Regions from separate parts of the Homo sapiens genome. Here region 1 is linked to region 2. A link is a contact called in ENCODE Hi-C or POLR2A ChIA-PET data. All regions are on one chromosome and are shown on one strand. Each heading gives the region's core, a stretch centred on a gene start or an enhancer-like site at or near the end of the contact. The rest is flanking DNA. Distances are from core to core; before and after follow the strand shown.

Region 1 (3,985 bases), core at 434-2,933, 54 kb after region 2:
AAACAAACAAACGACAACAAAAAAAACCAACTATGACCGACAGAAGACACCCAAACTTTTGTCGTGGTAACACAGTAAATGCTTTTACTAAAAGCTGCCAACATTTCTATCGTAAGGGGGCAGCTGGTTGTAACCTTAATGTCCATATTGGTCGGGATAGTAAGGTTCTTGTCTGTGTTGCGGGTAATTGTTACCGCAGGATTGTCCACGCCACTGATTGGATCGATTGTCACTTGGCCACCCCCATCTGCCGTCCCTGCCTCTGAACTGTCTGCTATCTTGCAACCGATTGTCTCTGTTTCTTTGGTTCCCACCAGCTCTGCTATTCCATTCCTCAACAATTGGAGAGGACTCAGGAGGGCGTTTCAAGTATTCCTGATACTCCTCGTCATCTTCTGTGAATCTACTAGCAAACATCTCTTCAAAATTTGGAACAGCTTTGGCAGTGTCAGTCATTCTGAAATTCCCAAAGATTTGAGGCAGCTGTATTGTTTAATGTTTAGGTTGTTTAAATCCGCCAAGGGCTGTGTCTATCTAGCTCGGGCCGAACCCCGCCAGCGAGACACTAAGAGACCGCAGGAGAGGTGGCCTCTGGCCCACCACACCGTGGAACTCCAGACCACCCCAGCTCTCCAATGTAGCGGAGACCCTTCCGCTAGCCATAGAAAATAACTTAAGTCACTTAAGCTGTACTTGGGGTAATCAGGTTATTTAATGAGGTGATAACTGAGGTGACTACAAAAGAAAAGTCTGGGATTGGGTGTGTGAGCAAGGTGCATGGGGACAGTGGTATGTTCTAGGTTGAAGGCTCACCCTAGGCCAAGCACCGTGGCACCTGTTTTACAATATCATAACTTTAATATCACATCCTTGCAAGATATGTAGCTTCGTTTTACTGAGGAAAGCTCAGAAAAGTTAAATAACTCGCCCTTGGGCACACATGACTGGAAAGAAATTGGGATTTTTATTTTAGTAAGTAAGTTGGTCAGGCACAAGGGCGACTCAGCAGAGGGAACTTCAAGGAAGTGTGAGACAACAGCTGGAGCCCTGAGCTGGGAGAGTGGAGGACGAATTATAAAGAGTTTTATGCCTGCCATAATGAGAAGCTTGTCCTTGAACTTGAGGGGAATGCTGAGAGTGCAAAGGACTTTAAGCAGGCCCTACACAGTGGCAGCCAAGCAGGTCATAAAGAGCAAGATGATGCCCAGGCAGATCAGGGATTCTCTTATCTACAGAGCGTCCGCCTACCAGCTCCTTCACAGCAGCGGATTTTGCTGCAAGAGAAGAGGCAGCAGGCCAGGCCTTTTCCTTCGCCCACAGCGCCTACGTCGAAGGCTCCCAGGCTGGTTGCTCCACTGGCTGCTTGAGGTCCCCTCTCTCCAGACCCGCCGAACTGGCGGCCGGTGCTTTGGCCGATCCCGCGCCGCTGCCTCGGGCCTTGGGCGGCAGCGCCCCCCGCCCAACCCGCCTCTGCAGCGTTCCTGGCGTCAGCCCCTATCCTCCAGCTTCCTCCGCCCCAACCTAGGGTAGAACCCCAAACTCCAGTCCCAGTCCACTTCCGCAGCTTCCTCCCCTCAGCATCGCAGGTCGGATCACGTGCGGGTTCTGTCACGTGACATCAGGTCACGTGAGGCCGGTCACGCCCCGGGCAGCTTGGCTGGGGCTAGGCTTCCGGGGCTCTGCGGTCCTCGGCCTGTGCTGGCAGCCTCGGAGCCCACCGAGCCGGGCGGCTGGGATGGTGAGGGCGGCGGGCCGGAGAGGGGCCGGCCTGGGCTGGGGCCGCCGTCCCTGCCGCCCTCAGGCTCAGCCTCTCTTCTCGTTTTTTTCGCTGCAGATGAACCGGACGACCCCCGACCAGGAGCTGGTGCCGGCGTCGGAGCCCGTGTGGGAGCGGCCGTGGTCGGTGGAGGAGATCCGCAGGAGCAGCCAGAGCTGGTCGCTGGCGGCCGACGCGGGCGTGAGAGGCGGGCCCCGGGGACGCGAGAGCGGCAGGGGTGACGCTTGGCTTGCGCGCAGGAGGGCCGGACCGCGACTGCCCCTGCACCTGGCCCGTCCCGTTGCCTGCCCTCTTAGGAACACACGCCCCGTTTAGCCCCCGAGAATGCCACCCTGGCAGTCCCCGGCCACCAGGGAGAGGGGCAGACCCTGACCGTGGCCCAGACGCGACGTTCCCTTCATGGGGTTTCTGGCTCAGCTCCATCCGGAGGGGAGATCCGTTTCCGCCACACTGAGGGATTGCTCGGGCACTAGGGAGGCGATTCCTGTTGGGACCTGGACTAAATGGGGTGGGAAACAAGCCAGTATGTGGATATCCTTTAATGGGATTCTTCAAATCGGGGGCCCAAAAAGCTCAGAACTGTTCGAGTCCCAAATGAATAGGATTTTTGAATAAGAGTGGTGGTTGATTAGCTAACCCTTGGTCTGTGATCTCTGTAGATTGACAACCAAAGAGGACTTTTAAAAGGAGACAGGGTTTTGCCCTGTCGCCCAGGCTGGAGTGCAAGTGGCTCGATCTTGGCTCACTGAATCCTCTGGGGTTCAGGTGATCCTCTCACCTCAGCGTCCTGAGTAGCTGGGACTATAGGCGTCCACCACACCTGTCTGATTTGTTTATTTATTTAATTTTAGTAGAGATGGGGGTCTTGCTATGTTGCCCAGACTGGTCTGCAACTCCTGGACTCTAGCGATAACCCTGCCTCAGCCTCCCAAAGTGTTGGATTACAAGCGTGAGCCACCATACCCAGTGCCAAAAAGGGATTTTAAATTTTTCCAGAAACGAGATAGGTGTCCATTAGCTCACTGCCACTCTTTTGATGAGCTTTCTTAGTGTTTTCCAATGTCACTTGGTTTTAGTACTTGTCAAACCAGCATTCCGGCCGGGCACAGTGGCTCACACCTGTAATCCTAGCACTTTGGGAGGCCGAGGTGGGCGAATCACGAGGTCAGGAGTTCGAGACCAGCCTGGCCAACATGGTGAAACCCCGTCTCTACTAAAAATACACAAAATTAGTTGGGCGTTGTGGCGGGCACCTGTAATTCCAGCTACTCGGGAGGCTGAGGCAGGAGAATCGCTTGAACGCGGGAGGTGCAGTGAGCCGAGATGGCGCCACTGTACTCCAGCCCAGGCAACAGAGTGAAACTCTCTCTCAAAAAAAAAAAAAAGCATTTCTTTCACATTCTAACACTCAAAGGTGAAAGGAAATGGGTTCTTTTTTGATGTGACATGCAGAATAGTTACATGTAACATTGATACTACTGTATGTTTATTTTTTAAAATAGCTACTACAGTTTCTACAGGAATTCTCACAGCAAACTATCTCTAGGACCCATGAAATCAAGAAACAAGTGGACGGACTAATCCGGGAAACCAAAGCCACAGATTGTCGCCTGCATAATGTCTTCAATGACTTCCTTATGCTCTCTAATACCCAGTTCATAGAGAATGTGAGTTATTTAGTTATATTATAATTCCTTTTTTGGGAGTAGGAGATATTGTAATTTTAAATAACTTACTGTTAGGTTCCCTCCTAAATTTTGGTGGAAGTGTGGTTCTTGGTAATTGTAGCTTTTTTCTCTGGGATTAACGCCTCTTTTTTATTTGTAAAGTTTTAAGTCCTTTTTTCCAAGCCTCTAAAAAAGTCTAATGATAAAATTTTCTTATACTTCAGTGCTTCCATCTTTTGTCGTTTTGAGAGTAGTCAGCAATTGTGCTGAATTGTGTGGCACTCACACTGCCTTTGTTGTGGCGTGATCTGTAAGGACAGCTGTTTACCTGGTTAGACCCTCTGGACACCAGCATATGGTTTCAGTTGTTGATTGGGGTCATTCTGTTCTGATAAATTATATTCAGGGGATATATATGTCTGCTTGCAATATTCTCAACTAAAGTTTATGATGGCCGAACTTACAATATGGAATCAACTGTAAACAGATTACTGAGCTTAAATCTATGTGTGATTTCTGTCTATTTACTGTTTCTTCTAGG
Region 2 (4,001 bases), core at 497-2,996:
AACAGACAGTTCTCAAAAGAAGATATTTATGCAGCCAACAGACACATGAAAAAACACTCATCATCACTGGTCATCAGAAAAATGCAAATCAAAACCACAGTGAGATACCATCTCACACCAGTTAGAATGGCGATCATTAGAAAGTTAGGAAACAACAGATGCTGGAGAGGATGTGTAGAAATAGGAACACTTTTACACTGTTGGTGGGACTGTAAATTAGTTCAACCGTTGTGGAAAACAGTGTGGCAATTCCTCAAGGATCTAGAACTAGAAATACCATTTGACCCAGCGATCCCATTACTGGGTATATACCCAAAGGATTATAAATCATGCCACTATAAAGACACATGCACACGTATGTTTACTGTGGCACAATTCACAACAGCAAAGACTTGGAACCAACCCAAATGTCCATCAGTGATAGAGTGGATTAAGAATATGTGGCACATATACACCATGGAATACTATGCAGCCATAAAAAAAGGATGAGTTCATGTCCTTTGCATGGACATGGATGAAGCTGGAAACCATCATTCTCAGCAAACTGTCACAAGGACAGAAAACCAAACACCGCCATGTTCTCACTCATAGATGGGAACTCAACAATGAGAACACTTGGACACAGGGAGGGGAACATCACACACTGGGGCCTGTCGTGGGGAGTGAGATGGGGGGAGGGATAGCATTAAGAGAAATACGCAATATAAATGACGAGTTAGTCGGTGCAGAAAACCAACATGGCACATGTATAGCTATGTACCAAACCTGCACGTTGTGCACATGTACCCTAGAACTTAAAAAAAAAAAAAAAATCAATTCCCAAAGCATTTCTCTCATTTCTTCTGAAAAGTTTCTAAAAACACAACTCCAAGGATGAAATGGAAGTTAAAGGTAAACAGGCAATAGCGCTGAATACGTAATTTCAGTAACTCAGAATTTTCTCCAACCTCTGCTCTAAAGAAGCTTAGCTACAGAAGAGCAGTTACCTTTGAAACATTTTCCCCAACATAAAGATATCCGGAATGTGAAGCTGCCATTAAAACTGTGACACAGATCTACATTTACTGATACATCAAAACATCCCTAAAGTTCGAAATACGAGCTACAGAATCACATCAACCGCCTAACTTGTCTGTAGCCTAAACTCTAGTCCGGAGTTCATCTGCAAGCGGAATTGGGAAGTATTTCAGAGCCAGCATCTCCTCGCGCCATCCAGGTACCTACACACTTGAGGCCACCGAGTCACCTGCGCAGCCGTTGCTCCTCCAAGACCAATCCGGGCTCCCCAGACCCACCGGCCTGAATCTGGAGGACAGCAGTCCGCGTGACAACAGCGACTCGGAGATCAGCACCCGTCGGGAAAGCCGCGTACCCGTTGAAGCTGGCGTCACGCCCAAAGGAACAAACGCCAGAGCGTGTGTCCTGGGCAAAGGCGGCCCGCCGCTCCGGTCCCCGGGCAGCAGCGGCCGGCGTCAGGCCGCAAGGCGAGGGGCGGGGACAGGACTCTACCCGGCAGCCCAGCGCCGAGCGCCCGCGCCACTCCGGCCTTGCGCCATTCCGGCCCCACGACGGCCGGCGGCGGCAGCGCGGCTGGGCTCAGCGGCTCGCAGCCCGGGCGCCCCCCCTGCCGGCCGCTCGCTAGCTCAGCCTCACCCGCAGTCTTGTCCGCTGGCTCGCTCGCCCGCCTACAGGTCGACAGGGCCCAACGACCCGGCGAGCAACTTCACGGAAGGCACTGGCCGACAACGCTCCGCTGCCGCCGCGCCCCGCCCCTTTGTGACACCACCTACCAATCGCTGGACGGCGCTTTCGCTGCCCTCCAATCAGCGCGGGCGGGGGCAGGCCTGGCCCCCGGACGTGGGCGGTTGCCGGGGCGCCAGGGCCCTGGGGCCTTCTTGGCATTCGCTGGAGGTTGTGAGTTACGAGGCCCGGATGTTGATCTTTTATTACTAGCAACACTGGACCCCTGACTCGTGCCCACGCGGGCGTCTGGAGGGCAGCCGCATGGCCTGCTGGGAACGGCGGGGTTGAAGCCGGAGCCGCCCTCCGTGAGACCCACCGGGGATCCTCTTCCAGGCGCCTGATTTGCTGGAGATAGGCGATACAGGCAGACGCTGTCCAGTCGGTGGCCTCTCCAGAGTGAGGGGCGCTCCTGGTGCGTTTGGGCCGGCCTGTCCTAACAAATCTGCTTTAGGCTTCACCGTCCCCTAATGTTTCTGGCCTCAATTGCCTCATCTGGAAAATGGGGGCATTACCGTGCCTGCTTGAAGACAAAGGCGAAAACAGATAACTTTCTGTAGTCCTCATACAATTTACTGAGAACTGTAGGCCAGGCAATGGAGTAGGCACCCTGGGCTCAAATCCCAGCGTTGGGTAAGCCCAGCCACACCTCCTGCTCCAGTTTCCAAGCTGCTGAGCTGCGGTGTAAACAGTAACTGGCTTCAAGCCAACACCTGCCTTTCAACCTAACATGGGAGCCCACTGCCTCGTTCCGTTCCCCCTACCGATTTTCCAACTCCGTGAACCTCCTTCACTAAGTGGGTTACTCAGCTGACAAAGAATGTCATCTCACTCCCACTGCGGGTTCACTCATCCTCGACTTCTGGCTCAGAGGAGCCAGTCTAATATGAAACTAAACATCTAATCTGTGTCTCCTGTCCTCTCTCATTCTTCTGAGACCCTACCCACCAACTTATCTCCACAGTTCAACGAACTATTGAGCATACACTGGGGGAGTATGGTGAGGCACTGGGCATTGATTCACCAGTCTCGCCGTTGGTTCCTTCTGAAACTCCACATATGCTTAATGCTAAATAGATTGGAGACCTTTGAGGACAGAGCTATGATGGTAATCATCTTTGCATTCCTGAGCCTAGAATAGGGCCTGTGATGGAGACTTACTGAGTAAAAACCTTAGCGTTTCTCACCCTTGCCTGCCCACTTCATTCACACTGGAGAATTGACAGCATGGACCGTGGAGTCAGGCAGGTGTGTTTAAAGCCTTGCCTCCCAATACCAGAAGCTCCATTACCTGGCCAAGTCATTCATTCTTTACAACATCATCATCATTATCATCTGCCATTCTTCAAGTGCCAGATAGTTGATAAGGGTCTTTACGTATTCTCTCCCCATCACAATCCTGCAAAGTTGGTAGTGAAATCCCTCGTCTACAAAGGAGTAAACAAAAGCCAATTAAAGTAGAACAATTTACCTATAATCAAACAGCTCTATGTCGGAAAGCCATATTTAAACTAGGACACAATACAAAAATCCAACCTTGTTCCATTATTCCACATTGCTTCCAGATTTTAGCTTTATCTGTAAAATTAGTGTTACTACATTACCTATCTGATAGACCATGGAGACTGAATAAAATAGCATTAAAAGTTGTTACCATAGGAACTTTTTTTTAACGTAAGTTCTCTCTCCCTTTCAAGCCTCTCAAAATAGCAGCTTGCGTATTTTCTAAACCTGTTGTCTCCTGAATCCCCTGAAACCAATCCTACTGATTGATGAGTAGATTTAGTTGTTCCAAAAGAAAATCATCGTATTTAACAAATGCTGACTCTGACCGACATTGGGTACTACAGCAAGAAACTATGTGCACAAATAACCTACGGACAGAAGGAAGATGCATAAAATGAATAGGGGAAAGGAGTGGCCAACTAGCAAGTGCCCTCATCTGTCATCACGTCACTCTCACAGCAGACTTGGGCAAATGGTTGACCTGTGGGAGCTGAACAAAATCTTTGACTCTGGGTATGAGTAATTCCCTGTCTGATCTTACAGTGCCCAAGGAAGAAGTCAGTAGCTCCAGGATCGCTGAGACCAACCTGGGCGGCCTACAAGACTGCACCATGGTGACAGGCTGAATAGTCAGCAGCAAGACGACAGAGCACCAAAAAACACAGACTAGAATGGGGTCAGCCATCCAGGTGGCTAGTGGCTACTGCCTTTGACGATGCAGATAAAGAAAATTTTCATTCCTGCAGAGTTCTATG

The links. A loop is a pair of places that touch in the nucleus more often than their neighbours do. ChIA-PET counts read pairs that join two places held with the same protein, here RNA polymerase II (POLR2A). Pooled maps may share reads with other maps.
Region 1: a loop to region 2 is called in a map of CD8-positive, alpha-beta T cell, with 18 times the contacts of the local background. The contact joins the promoter of WASHC2C here to the promoter of ZFAND4 in region 2. A Hi-C loop is called at or near these places in 12 of 168 maps with a recorded cell type or tissue (CD4-positive, alpha-beta T cell, CD4-positive, alpha-beta memory T cell, CD8-positive, alpha-beta T cell and 9 more), 5 of 37 single-sample maps with no recorded cell type and 22 of 50 pooled maps. POLR2A ChIA-PET finds 5 or more read pairs at or near these places in 7 of 52 experiments (BJ, CD4-positive, alpha-beta T cell, CD4-positive, alpha-beta memory T cell and 4 more).

The regions. Positions count from the first base shown.
Region 1 is chr10:45,725,583-45,729,567 of GRCh38, forward strand. It overlaps WASHC2C (WASH complex subunit 2C), which reads left to right and starts at 1,684. Exons shown (of 31, transcript NM_001330074.2): 1 at 1,684-1,738; 2 at 1,835-1,957; 3 at 3,280-3,444. The coding sequence starts at 1,736. LOC107984227 (RNA guanine-N7 methyltransferase activating subunit-like) reads right to left here and starts at 1,600. Exons shown (of 1, transcript NR_199876.1): 1 at 1-1,600. RefSeq lists enhancers at 910-1,655, 1,656-2,400 and a silencer at 1,375-1,424.
Region 2 is chr10:45,671,026-45,675,026 of GRCh38, forward strand. It overlaps ZFAND4 (zinc finger AN1-type containing 4), which reads right to left and starts at 1,747. Exons shown (of 10, transcript NM_174890.4): 1 at 1,225-1,747. RefSeq lists a silencer at 1,330-2,049.